Regions from separate parts of the Homo sapiens genome. Here region 2 is linked to region 1. Evidence: chromatin loops called from intact Hi-C (ENCODE). Cell type or tissue: GM12878. All regions are shown on one strand. Links, peaks and the distances in the headings refer to the core of each region. The heading gives the core; the rest is flanking DNA. Region 1 overlaps ARHGAP18 (Rho GTPase activating protein 18). Region 2 overlaps ARHGAP18 (Rho GTPase activating protein 18).

Evidence for each region. Hi-C counts contacts between places; a loop is a spot of excess contacts. Peaks named below come from ENCODE experiments on the same cell type or tissue, not always from the same donor. Only the 100,000 strongest peaks of a DNase experiment are listed, where the experiment ranks them.
Region 2: a loop joins it to region 1, with 2.6 times the contacts of the local background. A loop is called at or near these places in 7 of 110 quality-filtered maps.

Annotation. Positions count from the first base shown.
Region 1 is chr6:129,665,262-129,676,652 of GRCh38, forward strand. The region is part of intron 1 of ARHGAP18 (Rho GTPase activating protein 18); the gene reads right to left. Among named protein-coding and RNA genes, the nearest start is that of ARHGAP18, 39 kb to the right of the region's middle. RefSeq lists a silencer at 7,671-7,810. In GM12878, for the core only: a CTCF peak has its summit at 6,664 (motif pointing right); DNase peaks (open chromatin) are centred at 6,750 and 7,780; H3K4me3 peaks cover 1,349 bases; H3K27ac peaks cover 4,028 bases.
Region 2 is chr6:129,614,235-129,625,625 of GRCh38, forward strand. It overlaps ARHGAP18 (Rho GTPase activating protein 18), which reads right to left. Exons shown (of 15, transcript NM_033515.3): 6 at 4,453-4,618; 7 at 1,978-2,069. Among named protein-coding and RNA genes, the nearest start is that of ARHGAP18, 90 kb to the right of the region's middle. RefSeq lists a silencer at 5,496-5,696. In GM12878, for the core only: a CTCF peak has its summit at 7,219 (motif pointing right); no DNase peak of the experiment used is centred there; H3K27ac peaks cover 1,199 bases.

The DNA of each region.
Region 1 (11,391 bases), core at 1,834-9,833:
AAGGCTGGTGCAGTGGCTCACGCCTGTAATCCCAGCACTTTGGGAGCCTGAGGCGGGTAGATCGCTTTGAGCTCACAAGTTCGAGACCAGCATGGGTAACATGATGAAACCCCATCTCTACTAAAAATACAAAAAAAAATTAGCCAGGTGTGGTGGTGCATGCCTGTAGTCACAGCTACTCAGGAGGCTGAGGTGGGAGGATGGCTTGAGCCCAGGAGGCAGTGGTTGCAATGAGCCAAGATCGTGCCACTGCCCTCCAGCCTGGGCAATAGAGCCAGATCCTGTCTCCAAAAAAATAAATAAATAAATAAAAAATAATCAAGTAAGAGAGCCAAGTCTTGCCTCCACTATGTTCTGCGAAAGAACCTTTCATAATAAAATGCTCTAAAATACAAACAGGTAGTTAATAACAACATAGAGCAGAGCAGAAGAGGTTAAGATCACAGTCTCCCTATCAGAAAAGCCTGGATCATATCCCAGCTTTGTTTGCTGCCTGCATGACCTTGATTAAATTGCTTAACCTCTCTGAACCTCGGTTTTTTCACCTGTGAATGAGAGACCAATAATGTTACCTCTTTTCAGAGTTCAGGAGAAACTTGAATGAGATACGTACATAAAACACATGCAATTTTCTTGGCACAGAGGAAAGTGCTCAATGATGTGCATCTCTTTCTATCAGGACTTTTAATTACAAGCTACAGAAATCAACTCTGATATCTTTGCCTGCTGCTAGTCTACTGGCAAAATAAATACATTAAAAATATAAATTAAAATAGAAAAAAATTAACTCTGATGAAACCAAGCAGAAGAGAATTTTATTAAAAGCTTACTAGGTGGCTCCCAGAATGTCCAAAAGCCAGGAATAATGCCTCAGATCACGCCATGGACTGATCCAGGAGCACCAGGGAGCAGCAGATGATGATGCTCACACCAGCAATGCCTGTAGCAATTGACACTGCCCTCTTTTTCTGTGGAAAAGAGGGTTATTCTGCCTCCCAGCAAAGCTCCGAAAGTAGAGAACTCCCCACACCAGAATGAGCGCTCAGATGCTGGGCAGCCAAAAGAACGGCAAGTGTCTAGCCACACCACTAATGCAATACAGTCCTCCTCCCTCCATATAATGGGGATTGGCTTCAGGGCTCCCTGTGGATACCAAGCCCTGTGGATGCTCAAGTCACTGAGTTGGCCCTCTGTTTCTGTGGGTTCTTATTCACAGGGCCAATGGTATACAGTATCCTCATCAAACCACCTTTGGAGCACCTACTAGTTGCTCATGCTACTTCCGTCACCAAGAATGCCCCTGGCCCTCTCCACACCGTTCAGCCACATCCTGGAGGCCCCCACTCTGGGATGCCTTCAACCTGACTCCAGGGCCTGCCTCCACCCTTCCCCAGCTACTTCTCTTGCAAAGTATCCTATTATAAACTGATTTACATCCTGACTATACCTGCACATACAGACACCAATGCTTCTTAGAAGTAGAGATCAAAAACAAGTGTATATACAGTTGTAAATACCACATCCTGGTTTACTAAACATTTCTGTGTATATCTCATCCCACAAATAAGGTTACAAGTCTTAGTTGATTGGGAACACCATTCTTTTCTCCTGTACCTGTTAAAAGCTATTTCCTATTCTTTGTTGATGCTTAATAGCACTTCCTTTAAATCTGGGATGAAGCATAGATTTTTTATACAGAGGGTCAAATGTCTAATTCATCTACAAATACTCCTTTGTTAAAAAAAAATTCAAAGTCTTATATGGAATGAGAAAAGTAATCAGTCAATATTGTTTCACAATATTGAAGCACTTACAAATTATAATACATTTTCATTTTATAAACTCATTTTTTTTAATCTAAAGGGAGTAAAAATATCTTCCCACTCTGGGAAGTAGGGGAACCTACACTGCCCCAATTTTACTAAGAAAAAAATATATTTTTTTTTCCCATGGAATAATATCCCCATCTTGTGGGCACTGTTGTTCAATGTTTTCAAAAATCTTAGCAACATTTTTAGAACAGTGACATCTCTTAATACTTCTCAGGGATAGATAGAATTGAACTACAACCCCTATTTGGCCCATAAGCCAAAAGTTCCCTGTATCTTTAATAAATGCTTTCTGCACAAAGCATTCAAAAATTTAATATAATCAAAATCTATAATGAGTCAGGCATCAACCAGGTCTATATCAAAAGAAAAATATATATGTGTGTGTGTGTGTGTGTGTGTGTGTGTGTGTGTGTTGTGTATGTGGATATATATGCATATATATCTTTAGATTCACGGGTACCTAAAGAGAATTCCTGCCGTGAAAGGATTCTCTACTCACATGAGTAATAAACTCATTCAGGAAACATATATTGAGATCCAAAGTGTCTAGTAAGGCATTGGCTATTCCCTTCAGGTCAGGATTTGCCAAGCAGAAGGCAATACATACATGGAGGGCAAGGAGAAACTGACAAGAAATTCACTGGTTCCCAGCAGGCTCTTGGCCAAGGACAGGAGTCTGATAATATCTGCCTGGGCTCTTGGCCAAGAGGAGGAAGGTTACTGAGCATTTAGAAATATGCATGCACAAAAGAATTGAAAATCAAGAAGGGAGAGGAGGGTTATGAAACAATGAAACAATGGAAAAGCAAGGGAAGAAAGCATCAGTGGTATCTTTTTCATCAAAGGAAAGGAAAGACATGCACATCTATCAAAAGGAAGTAAAATGGAAGTGAGGAAAGAGGCTGACAATAGTTTCCAACTCTTTCTCCCTCTGTATGTCAAATGCCCCTTGGATATGCAAGTAAATCTGCAACTTCAAGATACCATAGATATGTAAAGTTCCCTAGTCAGCTACCTGCCATCCATTTGGAATTATCGTGTAACAAGCTTATCTGGTCTTGTTTATATTAATTTCCCTCATTCAAATAGTTCTTCTCTAGAGATAATGTTTCCCAAGCCAGGACATGATATAAACCCACTATTTCTGGCCATATTTATTTCAGATGACCTTTTTCATTGAAGAAGGGTATCAGTGCATGGAGCACATGTGCAATATAAATACAGCATCCTCAACCCCTAGTCCCCAAACCATCAATTTACCCAAATAATCACACACACACACACACACACACACACACACACACACAGACACACACACCATTAAAAACAGTCTATGGACTCAGTACATTTCAACATCTCCAAAATCTCTTTTAAATCTTTCTAAACCATAAGTCAGTCCCAGGGCAGCCTGGTCCATCTGGTCCCGATTCTTCAGCCTGATGTTCAAGACTCTATGAGCTCTGCCCAGCTTTTCTCCATTCCTCGTCGGGTTCCTCTCCCACTTCTCCCTTCAAGTCCCCCACTATGGCCAAACAGTACCAGCTGCCGGAGCCCACCAGGCACTTTTCCTACCCCAGAAGCCTTGCCTGTACCGTCCCCTTCTGTCTGACACCCTCCACACTTCCCTAACGCCCACACTGCAGTGAACGTCCTCCACTCGATCTCTAAACGTCTACCATGTTGTGCACTGCTCTTCTCCAACACTCACTGAATGACTCCACAATTATGATGAGACCCCTTTAGTGATAGTCTGAGGCTGCAGGGAGAATTGCAGGTTTTGAAGTCCAACAACCTTGCTGCTGACTGGACACAGAACTCTGGGTATAATATCTAACCTCTTTGAACACTTGTTTCCTTATTTGTAAAATGAAAGAACAATACCTATCATCTTGCATGGCTGTTAAGAGGACTAGAAATATTCACATAAAGGGCCAAATAGGACTGCCTCAACTCCAGAGAAATAAAACAATTACGCGGTGTCTGTAGGACAGGCTGTGTGCTCAGTGAAAACAGAGCCAGGCACTACTCTCCTCTGTGGTCTCCGTACTCCAACTGCTGTGCTTGGCATCTAACACGCACTTTTTTTTTTTTTTCTTGAGACGGAGTCTCGCTCTCTCGCCCAGGCTGGAGTGCAATGGCGAGGTCACGGCTCACTGCAAGCTCCGCCTCCCGGGTTCACGCCATTCTCCTGCCTCAGCCTCCCGAGTAGCTGGGACTACAGGCGCCCGCCACCATGCCAGGCTAATTTTTTTGTATTTTTAGTAGAGACGGGGTTTCACCATGTTAGCCAGGATGGTCTCGATCTCCTGATCTTGTAATCCGCCCACCTCGGCTTCCCAAAGTGCTGGGATTACAGGCGTGAGCCACCGCGCCCGGCCCTAACATGCACTTTTTAAAGTCAGGAAAAATAGGCCAGGCGCGGTGGCTCATGCCTGTAATCCCAGCACTTTGGGAGGACAAGGCGGGCTGATCACCTGAGGTCGGGAGTTCAAGACCAGCCTGACCAACACGGAGAAACCCCGTCTCTATTAAAAATACAAAATTAGCTGGGCATGGTGGCACATGCTTGTAATCCCAGATACTTGGGAGGCTGAGGCAGGAGAATCGCTTGAACCCAGGAGGCGAAGTTTGCAGTGAGCCGAGATCATGCCACTGCACTCCAGCCTGGGGAACAAGAGTGAAACGTCTCAAAAAAAAAAATAAATAAATTCAGGAAAAATAACTAAAATAATATAGATCAAAATGTTAATGAAGCTATATTCAAGCAATGGTTTTATAGGCAATTTATTGTTTTATTTGTACTTTTCAGTATTGCCTTAATTTTCTAGAGTGAACAAATATTATAAAAGTTATGCTAAATATATTCACTATGACACCATAATTTTGGCACACTATAATCCCTGTTACACATTGCAAGTAGAAATTACATCAACTTTGTATCTATTTATCTCTTATACTTTGTATAATTTTTCTCCTCAGGCACTTATGCTTGCATAAAGCTACTTTGCTGGACTGAAATAAAGACAGTTTTTATTAAAATTCCCCTTAAATTCAACTCCAAAACACCTCCTCAGAATTTTATTTGTGACTACAGTGTGTGCTAATTTGGTTATCAGGTTCAAGCTTTCTCTGGTCTAAATTCAACTTTTTTAAAAAAGGAAATAAACCTAAGAGAGCTTACATTATCACTTCATGGATATCTCATTATTTTGACATTCCCACTTTCTTATATGGTAGGTGTCTACAGTCACCTGGAGTTTTAGTATTTTAAATATTCTTCAATATATTGTGCAAAGTTAACGAAGTGGAAGATGGAGAAATTCTCTATTTCAGAACTGAGTGGCAACAATGTGCCCATTAAAATGAAAAGGAAGATCACATATCACAGGTAACGTTTTTCCTGCATTCTGGTAGAGAATATTCACACCGAGGATGGAGGGTGGTACCCTCTCATAATTTAAAAGCAAAACAAACTGCCTGAAGAGAAGGCTACGTTGGTGGACAGTTAAATTATTTGAAAAGTCTCTTATACCACCTACTTCGCATCAAAAGGAGACTCATTCAGATTCACCAAAAGTATGTGAAGTCGTAACTCTTTTTTTTTTTTTTTTTACTGCCTCCCCCCACCAAGACTTTCTCAGCCTACTCCCCTCCTCTAGGAGCTGCCAAATCACAATGCTCTGCTCCCCTATTCTCACCTGCTGGCATCAGCAGGAACCCAGCTCCCCGTCAAGACCCCCTCAGGTTCCTCCCCTCCACACAGATCTCTACTTCCTCAGGCCTTCCTGGAGTCCCAAGAAGTAGCTGACTTTTACCCAATTCCCAATCTGATGTCAGTTTTTAACACTTCCCAGTACTAAGCCCTTCCCAAGATAGAAAACCTACCTCTTCAAATCATAACATTTGCAGTTACAGTATCTTAGAGATGTCAGGAGTTAGAAGCCATGGACACCCTCTAGTTCAGTGGCTGTCAACCTTAACACACTTGTCTTTAACCTAATACCTATTTTATAATCTTCACCTTTATGATTCTGAAGTAAAGTTCAAGTAATTTATCTATACATAATCCTGTGTGTATGCATATGCCCTTTATGATAATATTAAGGAGAAATAAAGGAAAATAATTTAAAATAGGTTTCTCAATATGTGCCTGGACACTAACAGACATAAAATGAAGTGGTCAACTGTTTATTATATTTACCTATAGAATGAGTTCACATTTGGAAAAAAATAAGATCAGAAAACATTCTGCATGAGAAATACAAAAATTAAAAGGATAAAGGGACACGTGTGTTCATCTTCACAAATGAAGATGTGAATTAGGGCCAGGCGCAGTGGCTTATGCCTATAACCTCAGTGCTTTGGGAGGCTAAAGTGGGAAGACTGCTTGAGCCTGGGGGTTCAAGATCAGCCTGGGCAACAAAGCAAGACCTCATCTCTATAAAAAAAAATTAAAAATTACCCAGGTGCAGTGATGTGAGCCTATAGTTCTATTAATAGCTACTCGGGAGGCTGAGGTGGGAGGATTGCTTGAGCCCAGGAGCTAGAGGCTACAGTGAGCTATGATCGTTTACCTGCACTCCAGCCTGGGTAAACAGAGTAAGACTCTGTCTCTAAAAATAAAAAATAAAAAACTTGAGTTAGATTAAGCAGAGGTGAGACTGACTTGTACATGACATCTTCTCAGGAATGCCAAATAGGTCATTCTAGACACCAGACAATTCTTTGTTTGGCAAGTCTGTCCTGAAATTGTAGAATGTCTAACACAGCTGGAACCTGCCCTGCAAATGATGGGACAACATAAAACACCCCCACAAATTCTCAAAATACCCTTTAGAGGGCACTACTGAGAAGTACTGATCTAGTTCACCCCATTTTGCCTCTGAGAACACAGAAGTTCGGAGAGGTTAAGTGATTACAACACTCACAGCAGGAACAGGTCACAAACCATGACAAAGTGGGTTCCAGAAACCAGTCTCATATCACCACCCACACGTACACGCGCACACACACACGCTTCCTCTCCCCTTTCTTCTACTCCTGGCTCAGATTTTTCATCTATGTCCTCTGCAATCATCGCCATTCAAATTTAACCGTCTGTGTCCCTCTGACCCCACCCATCCCAGGTTCTTCTGAATTGTGTGTGCCAACCTTACTCTCCACGGTACATCAAGTCTCACTAATGTGGCCACAACCTTGGCCTTAACTCAGATCACAAAGATCTCTAACTTAGCACAGCCTCCTCACTGTCTCTGGGACCTTCCAGTTCCATCCCTTTATGTCAGTTCCTTCCTTCCCACTCCCAACTCAGCACCCAAGAGAACTCATTCAGCATTGCTCCCTCAACATTACCCATTATGTGTAACATGGGTCTTGGTTGACACCCACTGTTGGCTTTTTCCTTAGTCCTTACTACACAGAAGTGTGACGTATATTAAGTTCCATATCTACACAGGCTTGCAATACTTCCTACTCACCAAACACAGTACGATTCTATTCAGTGTAGTTCTAGTTGTTTAAACATTTTTTTCCAATGGCTGTCCCCAGTATGCTGAGCTAATGCCTAATTCAATCAACCTATAGGAAACAACTTTGCTTTTATAATAATTAGGCAATAAATAATGAGGATGCTCCTTCCAATAATGTCTTTGTTCATGCTCTATGGCTAAGAAGAATGCCCTCTTTCTCAAAAAACATATTTCCTTCAAAATCTGGTTCTTGTTAATATCCTCAGTAAAGCTTTCAAGACCTTAGCACATATTAATCTCTGAATTCTCAACTTATTAACAACGACAGACTTTCAGAGAAGAAAGAAATCTACAGATTACCTAGTCAAGTCATTTTATTTTACAGATGGAGAAACTGGAACTCAGAGAAGGGAGCAAGCAGTCTCCAGTGATATAACCAGTTGTCTGCAGAGAAAGCTGAAACATGGGTCTCTCCACTTCCTGCCCAGTTTCTTTTGAATACACCAATGACTCATTTCATAGCATTTACAGACCTTTCAAAAGATCAGAATTGTTTTTCTTTAAAAATATGCTTCTGCATAAATTTTAGAAAGATAAGTCTATTATGCTTCACAATGTCCTTCATCTAGTGCTTAAAAATGGAAATATTTTTGTTTGCTACGTATTTTCATACTACATGGAAATTAATACAAATATCCAGTTCCTATTTCCCTTGTTAATTTCTTTCTCATTTTTTTTTCCCCAAGTCAAAAGCCATCTGCAGCTTGCTTCCCAGGACAAAATAGTCATGCCAAAAAAAAAAAAAAAGTCTTAAATAGAGTAGCCAAATCAATGTCCCAAATGAAGGTTAAGTTGTACAGCATTTTGGTTTCAAACCAGGTTTATTTTAAAAGTGTTTTTTCTCTTTATAGGAAGGATAGAGTAAAGGAAATCACATTTCTAAGTGTGCCTGCATGCCTTAACTATTAGTCAACAATGATTCATACATTTTTAAGCTCTTATCTGTCTCAATGAAACTTCTCAGATCTCAACTATTTATATGGTAAATGCCTTGAATGATCAGAATGATCAGATTCAATTATTTCTATTCTTTTCATGCACTTATTTTTACCATTTGCTTCTTAAATTAATGTACATCAGTTAACTCTTTTTAATGGTATCTGCAGAAAAGACCACAGTCAAAAATCCAAAATAACAACTCATTTCACCAACTTTGAAAATCTGATATTTCTATTCTTTTAGGTTATTTTATAATATATTTTAAATACAACTGCAATGCAGAAAAGGAAGTAGATATATTATCTCAAATCTTCTAAACTGAGTGACAAAATAGAGAAAGTTTCAAAAGTACTGGCTCAAATTTCACTGCCTTAATCTCTAGGCCCACAGAGTAATACATACACACACACATACACACACTCCTCCTCTTTGAAAAAGATAGAAACTGATTTGTTTTAAGCTTCTTCCCAACTCTACCTCTCCCCATCACTAAGGAAATATATTTTATTATAGTATTTTATAAACTGTCTTAAAATTTCAATTAACAATTTTTATCTACATGAAAAGTATTCATTAAAATTCTCATTATTATAACCACCTGGTATTGAAGAAACAAGTGTAAGATGTTAGCAAGGAAGGAGGCACACAGGAAGATTTGTAATACATGTCCACAACTTTAAAAAAGACACCATAGGCTGCCTGCCTGGTTCCATCATTAATTGTGAAATCTTGAATGTCACTTAATCTTTCTGGCCTCCTTCCTTCCTTGAAAACCAAGGGAGAATATGAACATGGTATCCGTTTAAACTTTAAAATTCTATGGTTCTAGGACACTACAAAAAATGTACTGAATTATTTTTCTGTGACACGACTGATTAAACAGCTTATATAAACAGTCAGCTCTCCACGTCCATGAGTTCCACATCTGTGGATTCAGCCAACCATGGATCAAAAATATTCAGGAAAAATAAATATCCCACAAAGTTCCAAAGAGCAAAACTTAAATGTGCTGTGCACTGAGTATTATGTTGAATCTATGCAAGTAAAGTGATGTATGGGTAGTGTATTAGGTATTATAAATAATCTAGAGATGATCTAAACTATACAGGAGGATGTGCATATGTTATACTACACCATTTTATATTGGGAACTTGAGCATCTGTGAATTTTGGTGTCCTCAGGGGTTCCTGGAATCAATCCCCCATGGATACCAAGTGAGGACTGTTTATGTTTAGTTAGCCCCTCAGCAGAGGCCCTCCCCAAGAGTTAAATTATAAATCCCTGATGTTTGTGACATCAGTTCGCTATCACATATTAAGTGTGGCCAACTGAATCTATGATTATTTCACAAATTTCATTTTTATAAGGTGTCGCCTCCATTCTTCATTTTAAAAATTTTGACAAAATTGCTAAAGAGCAAAACAGCCATGAGGGAACACAATAATAATGAAATGATACCAGCAGCTTACACTTACTGAGCTCTTACCATCTGCCAGCGACTCTTAAACATCTGCACAGGTATTTTTGCGTTTACTCCTTACAATCTTGCCATTCCAATGTGTCAGTTGAGAAACAGAAGGACAAGTGGTGAAATAACGTGGCCAATGTCACATTGTAAGTGGGAGATCTGGACTTAGACCCCAGGCAATCCACCTTCAGTTCACTCAGGTGGCTAACCCCCTCACCTGGGAGTCTCTAATTAAGAGGTTGAGTGGCGGGAGGCTGAGGCAGGAGAATGGCGGGAACCCGGGAGGCAGAGCTTGCAGTGAACCGAGACCGCGCCACTGCACTCCAGCCTGGGCAACAGAGCGAGACTCCATCTCAAAAAAAAAAAAAAAAAAGAGGTTGAGTGGCAATAGGTGGACGTTAGTTCAATCTCACACTGATGAGCTACATAACCCTAACACCCATTTTTCACATCTGCAAGGTGTGGGCGGGTGTTGGAGGAGCCTTCACATTCCATTATCTGGCAATGTCATCTGGAAAGCCCACAAAAGCATTTACCACAGACATCTAAAAAAGATGGATACTTCTCTCTGGAACATCTCTTGCAGCACAGCCACCTGCCTTTTCCCTGCTTAGTATAAATGGACCTAAGAGCAAGGAAACAGCTGGGTTCCCAGCCCTAAGACATTATGAGAGAGTATCTCAGAGGGAATAAGAAATAGAGACTTAATTGTTTTTCCTTGTTCCTAGAGATGCAGGTAATAAATTCCCCTCCATACGTCCCTATGTCTACCTGAGCTGTCAATCAAATAGCTACCATTTTTAGACCAATTCCTACACCAAGTTTAGCCAAGAGCCACTTCACTCCACCGTACTCCACCCCACCCTCCTCCATTCTTGTCCGCAATTGGAGGAGCAATTGAATCACATGTAAGGACTGATCAATAAGGGGCCACTGGGTCATTTTAAATGGCAGCTCTTATTTCTGCTCAATGTTTAAAACAGATCCACCCAAAAAACCTGGTTGGTGCCATTGCGGCCAGGCACTTGATCCATTATATCAAGTGTCAGACTCTGATTCTTTCCTGGCTATGTTCCAGAAGAGGCTACTGAATGGTAAGAAAGGTGGGAGAGAATGAGGAGAGCTGCTAACTGGCCAAGCTTCCTCACATCTTATGCAGTTGGTCAGTATTCCTTTAATAGATGGGAAAGTAGTAATCTGTAGCAAAAGTAGTCAATGTCTTCTAACGAGGGAAAGTGGTAAGGACTGTTATTTCTGCTTTCTAACCACCCACAAAGGTTAAATTACCCTAATGAGTTGCAGAGGGGGGGCAACAGGTCCAATAACACCATTAGAACCTACATCACAGGGTCAGTCTATTCAAGGGGGTTTAAGGTATTCAGAAACTGAATCTTCACTAGTATATGAAACCATCAAACTGTCCAAAAATCAACTGTAGGTGGTTTATGAGCCCTCACACCCCTGGCATCTCCACAGTTAGAGCTCACATGGAAAACATTCCTTTCCCATCCTGAAGATGGAATGGAAAGACTCAATCTACTCATGGAGCTTAATATTATACCCCTTATAGAGCTTCACTTTTAAATGTTACAATAATACTCTTTAAAGCGCCTGCAAAGTGTGA
Region 2 (11,391 bases), core at 2,352-10,351, 51 kb before region 1:
TGCAAATCAGTCGTTTCTAATTTTTTCCATTTTACAAAATACAGATATGACCTAATTGAGTTGTCAGCTGATAAATCAAAACTTTTTTTGTGATAGATCACTGTGATTTTTTGCTTATAATTCACAAGGGATGCAAACAGATGAGTGTTATCTACAAGTAAACTTTTTATATGCTCCTTTATTTTTTATAGAAACAAAAATACTTTAGGGCCATTATCCAATCCTTCAAATAGATAAGACAGCCAGAGTCTGCAGAATGTTAAGGGACCAAAAATGTAAAATAACCAACTAAATAAATTTAAAAAAAAAACTTCAAGAGAAAATGACAAAGGAAGATTTTTCTTAATAGACTGGATGCAATCCTCAGCCGGATCACGTGGCATCACTGAACCTCCACAGAAACTGAAGCTCACTGTATTTCTGTGGTGTGATGGTGAATTTTGTGTGCCAATTTGGCTAGGCCATAGCGCCCAGGTGTTCAGTCAAACAGCAGTCTACATGTTGCAGTGACAGATTTTTTTTTTTTTTTTTTTTTGGTTGTCACAGTAGACTGTGAATAATGAAAATTATTTAATACTCTCTATAATGTAGTGGGCCTCATCCAAACAGTTGAAGGCCTAAAAGATTTTGGTTTCCCAAAGAAGCGGCAATTTTGCTTCAAGACTGCAACAAAGAAACACTGCCTAAGTTTCAGCCTGCAGAGTTTGGACTCAAGATGGTAGCATCAACTCTTGCCTGAGCTTCCAGTCTGCTAGCCTGCTCTACATATTTCAGACTTGTGAGCCCCACAATTGTGTGAGCCAATTAAAAAAAAACAAATCTCTTCCTCTCACTCTAAATATATCCTATTGCTTCTGTTTCTCTGGAGAACTTTGACTAATACCCCAGGAAAGGATGCTGCTGAGATCCCTGCTTTGTATAGGCTTTGGTGTATAGTAAATTGCAACTGCTACTGACAGAAGAATTTGAATATGTAGCCTGTATTTGTCAGCCTCCTCCTGTTAATCACAGGTACTGCTGACAGCTCTCCATAGATACATGTTCTGCATGCAGTGGCTAAAAGAGGCTGATGGGTGGGATCAACTGTATAGAACAAAGTTTGTCAGGAGAAATAATGAGATGCAGGTTTGAATGTAGTGGTAGATATGAGGGGAAAAAAGCACCAAAGGTTAGTAGGTAAGACGGAATTAATTGACTGGTTTGGAAGAGGGGAAGAATAAGTGCCAAGTAGATTGAGCCTTAGTACTGGATGAGTTTGCTGAGCCAATTAACTGCAAATCAATTTCTACTGTCCCAAGAAATTTCAGAAACGGTGATATGCCTGGGCTGCTGCAAAGAATCTACGGCTTGGGTAGTTCACAACTGAGTTGACCTGTCTTCCTCACTGTGCATTCCCTAGCTTTTCTCAAATGTAATCTGTATTTCTGAACAATGATGGCTCAGAGGTTGGACGGAAATTTTTATATTGCCACAGATAATCCCCTTATGAATAACTGAGTGTTGACTACACAAGTGACTTAACAGTTTAGCAATCATTTTCTAATTCTACTTTATGGTTTCTTTGCCTACTTTGGAAATAGGCACTGGTAAATTAAATTGGACATCCTCACTGTAAATAGAAAAGCTGAGGAAATATACACAGGCATGAAATATTCATGAGGATGCAATTCCCTAGAAATTTATAAGCAGTTCCCACTCCTATGTATTATAGAATTGAAATCTCAATTATACAAAGCCAGCTAATATAAGACAGGAAAATGACGCCAGGTAATCACAGTTACAGTAATAACACAGAAAGCATCACCATGAATATAAAACTTATGAGCCCTTGAAACCAATTTGCTTCCTGAATAGAAAATCAAAGTACAAAACATGACAGTATATGAATTGGAAAACTGTATTATAATAATATGAATACAAAAACCACTATTAGCTTAAGTATGTTCTCTCTATGCTGACCAATCCAAGCCTACCTACTTTTTGAAAGATCAAGGGTATTCGCATTCCTGGTACTTTCCTCTGATCTTGTTCTAATAGCGCTGTCAATGGAACGCAAAAAAGACCAGAATCTGCAAGAAAAAAAATGAAATTTCCTCACTTTTGTCAATCTATAAAATATTAATATAAAAATGTTAAAGCATAAGATTTCTGATACTGTCGATCAGACAACTATTTATTTAGCAACTACTAAGTGAATGACAGCATCTCAACATTATATATATGGTGGCCAATAGTAAAATCCTGGCCCTGCCTTATAGAGGAATGTAGCAAGGAAAGACAACTAAACAAATGATTGCAAATAATTACCAACATAATTAGAAAAGTGCAAACTGCTGCATAAGAGAAACAGAGGGCTGTGAGAGCATGCAAAATATCCAAATAATTTACTAAATGTAATCAAATTAAAAATTCTTACTTAAAAGCAAATATTGGCCAGGTGCAGTGGCTTATGTCTATAACCCCAGCACTTTGGGAAGCCAAGGTGGGAGGATTGCTTGAGCCCAGGAGTTCAAGACCAGCCTAAGCCTGGGCAACATAGCAAGACTTTATCTTTATGAAAAATAAAAAAAAATTAGGCAGGTATGATGGCAGGCTCCTATAGTCCCAGCTACTTGGGGGGCTGAGGTTGGAGGATAGCTTGAGCCTGGGAGGTTGAGGCTACGGTGAGCCGTCACTGCACCACTGCACTGTAGCCTCAGTGACAGAGCTGTCACCGTTTTTATCACCAAAAAAAGCAAATATCATTCATCTTTTCCATATTAAATAGACATTGAACACTTTACAATACAGCAAAATACAAATATTTGCTTTCTAAGAAATCAGACAAGATCATGATCTTGTTCTACAAATGTTTCTCTTTAGAAAATAGATACTTGCTACTCTTAAATTTAACTTTGTGATTGTATATACTTAGAAATAGCTCCAGAAAAAAATGATGGTAATAATTTACAATTTTTCTAAATTAAAATCATAGCCTTGAGTCTGGTATGAACATGGCTTCGACCAACACCTCCACCCTGCCCCCATCACTGAGTGGACGGTTAGCACCAAAGTGATAACTTTTTCCTTTATGACGTACATCAGCATGGAAATGAAAATCATCTGTGAACATGAAAAAGGGGATTATCTTGTGGTATGAGGACAGACATTGGATATTGTGACACTTAATCGAGATGCCATTCAAAAGAACGCCAGTAACCCAGTAAATAACTTTTCAGTTTGGGAATTCGGAAAAGATGCAATCTCAAGGATGCCAAGGGTCTAGGGTATAACATAAAATCAGTATCTTGGATAAGACAAACAGGTATTAAATAAAAATGGAAAGAAAGTCTATTAACAGTGATAGCCTTGATATAAACAACTTAACGTTTCTTTGCCAGGATGCAATTCTAAAACATAAGAATTAAAAAAAAAAACTCTTAGCCACTTTAAAAATCTTGGGCACTGAACCACAACTGTTTAAATTGTATTTCTATTTTACGTTTGGAGAAGGCTTTGTGTAAGCTAAAATACTCAAAGGAACTAAGCACAGAATGAGGTCTTCTGGGGCCCAGCATGACAGGACCAGAAGGGAAGGTACACTTCAGTCCTACAGAGTAATTGCCTCTAAAACCTAAATCAGGTGAATACTTGTCTTTGTGAATGTTACCACAGCAATTCAATAATCCTCATTCTTGGTTTCTCTTTAGGAGATACTTCTAAGGTTAAACAAGAGGACAAAGATTCCTAAGGTAAAGCCTTGTCAACAGAGAATTATGTGGATTTCAATACCAATAAATTACTGGAGAAACAAAAACTGAAGAGGTATCTGTTCTCTATTATATCATTAAAAATAAACTGTTTATTTAATGGGTAAAGCAAGGTACTTACAAAAAAAACAAAAAAAAAAAACCACTCCATATTTCCATGATGAGTACAATCTAGTGGTATTGTTTTGTCACAATGGTGGTATTTTCTTAATAGGGGAAAGAATGTCTTTGCAAAATAGGTAAAATTAGAATGTCCAGGAACAAAGGGGCAGACTACTAACTAGCCCATTTATTTGCTATCCAATGAATAACCAAAAGTAGTCACTTAGAATCAACTGTCTTAAAGTCATTTTTCAAGATCTGATTCTGGAAATAAATAAATATGTGTACCAAATATGTATCTTTTTAAATATATAGTTTTTAAAGGAGAAAGCAAATGAGTTAAGAGTCCTTGCTTCAGAATTTCCTTCTATGAGAATTAAATTCTTTGACTATGCCTTTATTCTCTATAGTCTAGGACACAGTGTATCTCTATCGTTATAAAACTTTTGAAGGCAACATCTTAGAATATAAACTTTAGATGTATTCAAGTGTTGGTTTATTTTGCAGGTGTTTTCCCTGTCTCCCAGAAATACTGCAAAAAAGCCAAGTCCATCCTTGCTATTTTAGAAATAAATCCAAGGGTTTATCATTTCATGATTACCTTTTGTTTTGATTTTCACAGCTTTTTGTTGTTTCAGCTCAATACCCAATACATCATAGAGGGCAGTCAGCTCAATTAGGGCTAAATGGCAAACTTTCTTCATGTCCTGGGGTGCGAGGTCACCAATCCTTGTGGTACCCGTTTTGTCTTTTGGCAATCTGAAACTCTAAAATAAACATCATTAATATAGTAAAAGCTTACAGTACCTAACCTCCATTGTAATGCAGGAAGGAAAAACCAACTACAGAAAGAAGTTATACTCAGAATAAGTGATAAGAAAAGCCACAGAATTTCTCCAGTCAGAATGAAGAGTGATCCTGTCATGATGACGACCCCTAAAGCTGTGGAGGGTTCGGGAGTCAACTTCCAAAGTCTGACAGACAACGGGAACAGACCGCAAACTCGGAGTATTAATACCAGTGGCTCAGAGGACAAGAGAGACAGTGAACCAGGAGAAAAAGACTTCTAGTTAAGTGACCTTCAGAAAAGGATGGCTAGAAGTCAAGCACAATCCATGAGGGGGAAGGGGAAGAAGAGGTGGGAAGGGAAGGGGAGAAGGAAGGGGAGAGAGAGGGGGAGGGGAGGGGGAAAAGAAAGAGGAGGGGGAAAGAAAGAAGGAGGGGGAGGGGAAAAGGGGAAGAAAAGGGGGAGGGGAGGACAGGGGGAGGGAAAAGGGGGAGGGAAAAGGGGGAGGGAAAGGGGGAGGGAAAGGGGGAGGGGAAAAGGGGGAGGTGAGGGAAAAAGAAGAGGAAAAAGGGGAGGAAAAGGGGGAGGGGAGGGAGGGGGAGGGGGAGGGGGAAACGGGGACAGTGAAGGGGAAGGGAAGGGGGAGGGAAAAGGAGATGAGAAGGGGAGAGAGAAAAGGAAGGGGAGTGGGCAAGGGGAGAGGGAAAAGGAAGGGGAGCAGGGAAGGGGAGAGGGAAAATGAAGGGGAGGGGACGGGAAGGGGATGGGGGAGGGGGAGGGGGAAACAGAGGAAGATGACATGAAGAAGACAAGTAGGGGGGAGAGAAAGAGGAATACTAGCCATGAGTGTATGCTTAGAACATGCCAGGTACCCTTCACATACACTTATGTATCTTTTAATTGTCACAAAAGCCAAGTAAGATTGGTCCAGAAAGGCTACAGCCCATTGGGGTAAGAGGGACACAGGGGAAACGAAGAGCATGGACTTCAGAGCTTACCAGTCACCTATCTACTTACTAGTTGTGTGACTTATGGCAATGGCTTAACCTTTACTTCTGTAAAATGGGAGATGGAGGGGGAGGGAAAGGAGGAGAAGGGCAACAAAAAGAAGAGGATGGGCCACTGAATTCAGAGGGCTATTGTGAGATTTAGTGCCCAGCACTGCCCAAGTGCTTTTATGTGGTTGCTACTGCAGGTTGAGTACACCTCATCCAAACTGCTTGAGACCAGAAGTGCTCTGGATTTCAGATTTTGAAATATTTGTATATACACAATGAGACATCTTGGGATGGGTCCCAAGTCTAAACACAAAATTCATTTATGTTTCATATACACATAGCCTGAAGGCAATTTTACAAAATATTTTAACTAATTTGAATGAAACTAATTTTGTGTTAAGTACTTATGTGTGGGATTTTTCACTTGTGGCATCATGCCAGTGCTCAAAAAGGTTCTGATTTTGGAACATTTAGGATTTTGGATTTTTGGATTAGGGATACTCAACTTGTATATTACTTTCACTGCTGAATAAAGTGGGACTAAGATGTTGCTTCATAATCACAAGCACATGGTGTGTTTTTCTGCCTTTCTCAAATATCATCTTTTAATATTAAACACATTAAACATCAGAAAGCAAACCACAAGATAAAAAGGCAAATTTCACTAGTGTGTACATTTAATACAAATTACAATTCCATTGTGTTTACCTATTACTAAAACTGATCATTCTCTTACAGTTTGGGTTTACCTTTGAATTTTTCATTTAATTCAATTGCTGATTAGCTGATTTTACTGCATCTATTTTATTCCCTTTGCTTTGGTACTTCTTGCGTCTTATCATTAACACTTCATCGTCTAAATGCTAGGGCAAAAGACATGTCCTAAAGCAGTAATTCTCAAAGTGTAGTCCAGGGACCATTGGGGGTATCCAATATCCTTCCAAAAAGTTCAGAACTATTTTAATAATTAGTAATGAGGCATTATTTTGCCTTTTACACTCTCATTCTCTCGTGAGTATAGTTTTCCAGATGTAAATGAGTGCTACTGCAACAGACTGAATGCAAACGTAAATATGATAATCCAGCTGACTTCAACTAAAGCCAGACATTACAGACTCACTAAAATTAAAACCATGATACACTTAATTTTCTTTAGAAAATATGGCTATTTTCCATTTTGAGAAAAAGATATTTATGTTAACTATAATATTGTTATATTAAATGGATTAATATTTTTTCAATTTCTCAATTTTATTTTCAGATATGGTAAGTGTCCATAGGTATAACCCACATAAACAGAAGGTTTTTGAGGCCCTTAATAATTTTTAAGTGTATGAAGGAGTTGTGAGATGAAAATGTTGGAGTCAGTCTCCTACAGCAACTCGTAAAACCTATGACTTTTAGTAAGTGAGAAACTAATTCCCTTTAAGCAAACTCAATTCAAAAGAGAGCCTTCAAGTCCACTGTAAGAGGAAAGGGGTCTTTCTTAACCGTTCGTAATGTGTTTTTTTTCCTAGGAGAACATCAAATAAACAGCAATGGACATCACTGAAGATGGGGCCTAAGCAAATTTCCAGCAGGGGGCAGGATGGCCTCCATGGGGCACTGCACAGGGCTCAAGAGAGTGGAGTCAGACTACAGGTGGCAAATGCTGTTTCCATCACTTACTATGTGACCTTTGGCAAACAATGTCCCCTTCTGTGCCTTAGCCTCCTCATCTGTAGAATGAGAACAACTGAACCTAACTTACAAGGTTGTGGCGAAGATCAAATGATAAATAGCACTCAAAAAGTATTACATATTATATTTTTTTCATGGAGCTTTTAAAATAATATCAACATTTCATGGTCTTCCTTTATTCTTATGTGTCATGGCAAGGTAAGAAAAAAATGATAATAATAATTATCTTATCGAAAAACAGTTCATTTAATCCTTCAAAAGTCCTAATAAGAATTATTACAGCATCTTCTAGGTGGGGAAACTGAGACTCAGTTAAGTGCCTTAAACATGGCCACAAAGCCAGTGATGTCATGAAGATGCAAATTCAGTTCTCCTAAATCGTAAGTTTTGTAACCATTCTGTTCTACTCCATTTTTCCCATCCACCAGAGTAGGCAGGGAGATATCTAGGTTGATAGGTGTTGATGTGGTACTGTGAGCCCCTCAAGGAGAGGAGCCACTTCTTAATCACTTCCGTAACGCTGTTGTACCACAGACCTGACACACTATGGGTGGTCTGTCATGGTCCACTAAATGAATGGAGACACACATCCTACAGGGAGGCGAGCATAGAATCAAACTCAATGAGGTGGAGGGCCATTGGCTTCGTGTTCCCCTGATTTTCTGTGATTTCTACTGAGTTTTCCTTTTTAAAAATCACACAAAACTGGTCACATTTTTCCCATGTTTGGTCCTATATTTCTGCTAATTGCTTCATTTTCTGAATGCTGAACCAACCATATTTACCTTTTTTTTAAGCCCTAAATGTTTCATTAAAATCAGTTGCTTTGGGTCTAATAAGTCAAACACATGTAATACAGCCGTTTAAAGCATTACCCAAGGTAAATGTTTACAGAATCCTGAAATATTATTAATTCAAACATTTGATTTACCTAGCGATATATGTCATGAGCTTATTTATTTATTTAAACATTGTGCTTAATGAAGGAGTTAGTTCTTTATCCCAATGTTTAATTCATAGCAGCAGCTTTAAATATTTATGAAGTTTCCTGTCGTTTTTTGTTTAGTTAATAGACTGAATGGTTCAGTTCATTGGCTAAGAGAAAGCAGTGAAATTTCAGCAAGAGAAAAGTTCTCTACCTCTTGAAAAATGTGTTTAAAGAAAATAAGACTGGGCATGGTGGCTCACACCTGTAATCCCAGCAATCTGGGAGACTGAGGCAGGTAGATCACCTAAGGTCAGGAGTTCGAGACCAGCCTGACCAACATGGTGAAACCCCATCTCTACTAAAAATACAAAAACTAGCCGGGCGTGGTGGCAGGTGCCTGTAATCCTAGTTACTCAGGAGGCTGAGGAAGGAGAATCACTTGAGCCCAGGAGGTGGATGTTGCAGTGAGCCGAGATCGCGCCATTGCACTCTAGCCTGGGCAACAAGAGTGAAACTCCATCTCAAAACAAAAAAAAAAAAAAAAAAAAAGGAAAAAGAAAAGAATAAAAATTTTCAAAAAAAAATGTAAGGTCATTGATTCCCTTGTGTTACCATAAATTAACTAGGTAGCTTTCCCTGGCGTGTTGCTCTTTTGTAGGATTTGCATGAGGGGCCCCTTAGGCATTTCATCACTAATAATAAACTTGACTTTTTTACTCATCAGATCACTCTAGCTTTGACTTGGAAAGCAAGAGAAAGGATTCAAAAGCTTAGTCATTAATGTCAAGCCTCAGCATGTCAAGTTACCTCTCTAACATGTTTCCATGTATGAAAAATAGGGGTGTCTACCTCCTAGAGGTCATCTAATAAATAATTACAGAGCATAATTTCTGAGATATAACATGTATACACTAAGTAGCTAAATTTTCAAACTAAAGCAAATTAAAGGTTATAAAACCTGATCTCCAAATTTAAGAGGAGAAATTTGAATCCACGATGAGAGATCATAAAGAATTGACAAAGGTTGCTCGATGCTGTGAGGAAAAGGAAGTGAATATGAAATGAGGTCAACAGAGAACAATGTATTACATAAAGCCTACTGCTTATTTACAGAAGTAGAGGAGCATGGAACAGAAATGGAACTTAAGGTTTTATCTACTTAGACACCTGCCTCAGAGTAGTGAATACAAATCTTACTTTTTCAACCATGGGAAAGACTTGTAGAAATTTAACAATGAGTCCATACCTTCTAGAAGACAAACGGACTAAAAAAGAGTTTCTATAGATGAGTATATGCATATTTGCATAAAAAAATACATGGACAGATTAACAATAATGTCTAAAGCATGCAACCTAAATCAAAGGTGATTTCATATATTTATTTGATCTAATATAAGTTCACGATCAGGAAAGACTGAACAGGAAAACTGATCTTGAGCTAGTCTCTGAAGAATAGATTAAAGTTTCCTTGGCAAATATGGAACAACAGAGGGGTAGAAATGGAGAGGTCATTTTAAACTTTGGGCACAACTTGAATATAATTAAGAAGGTAGGTGAAGGTAAATTAGTTAAACAGAGAAGAAAATGGCAGAGGGAGTTTTGTTTTGAAAGCTCTCAAGTGGAGATGAATTATATTTCATTCCACTGTTTGAGTCAACAACTTAAAAGCCAACAATGACTTCATTTTGTTTAATTAGATTCTACTGTCCTTCAATTTAAAACCTTTCCATATTTTGTGATGAAGACTGTCACTTTGAAAACATACTTATTGGCCAGGCACAGTGGCTCATACCTGTAATCCCAGCACTTTGGGAGGCTGAGGCAGGCGGATCACAAGGTCAGGAGTTCGAGACCAGCCTGGCCAACGTGGTGAAGCCCCGTCTCTACTAAAAATATAAAAAATTAGCCAGGCATGGTGGCATGTGCCTGCAATCCCTGCTACTCGGGAGGCTGAGGCAGGAGACTCACTTAAACCCAGGAGGTGGAGGTTGCAGTGAGCCAAGATGGTGCCTGGGTGACAGAGCGAGATTCCATCTCGAGAAAAACAAAAAACAAACACACACAAAAAACCATACTTTTCCTGAGGATAGTCTGGCAGAGTGGATCATCATTTTAGGCCACACTTGCATACTCTTTTACTTTTCCCATTAGGTATAAACACAGATTTTCAAAAATATACAAGAAGGCCAGGCACAGTGGCTCATGCCTGTAATCCTAGTGTTTTGGAAGGCTGAGGTGGGTGGATCACCTGAGGAGAGGAGTTCAAGACAAGCCTGGCCAAGATGGTGAAACCCCATCTCTACCAAAAATACAAAAATCAGCCGGGCGTGGTGGTGGGCACCTATAATCCCAGCTCTTTGGGAGGCTGAGGCAGGAGAATTGCTTGTATCCAGGAGGCGGAGGTTGCAGTGAGCTGAGATCACACCATTGCACTCCAGCCTGGGTGACAAGAGTGAAACTCCATTTCAAAAATATATATATATATGATATATATTTATATATAATATATATTATATATGATATATATTTATATAATATATATGATATATGATATATATTTATATAATATATATGATTGATATATATTTATATATAATATATATGATATATGATATATGATATATATTATATATTATATAGATATATATTATATATGATATATATTATATATTATATAGATATATATTATATATGATATATTATATATTATATATGATATATATTTATATGTAATATATATGATATATGATATATGATATATATTTATATGTAATATATATGATATATGATATATATTTATATGTAATATATATGATATATGATATATATTTATATGTAATATATATGATATATGATATATATTTATATGTAATATATATTATGTATATTTATATATATTATATATTATATATTTATACATATGTATTATATATTATATATAATATATATTATATATAATATATATTTTATATTATATATTATATATAATATATATTTTATATTATATATTATATATAATATATATTTTATATATCATATATATTATAACTATACATTATATATTATATATATTTATTATATATTATATATCATTATACATTATATATTATATATTTATATATTATATATTATTATATATTTATATAT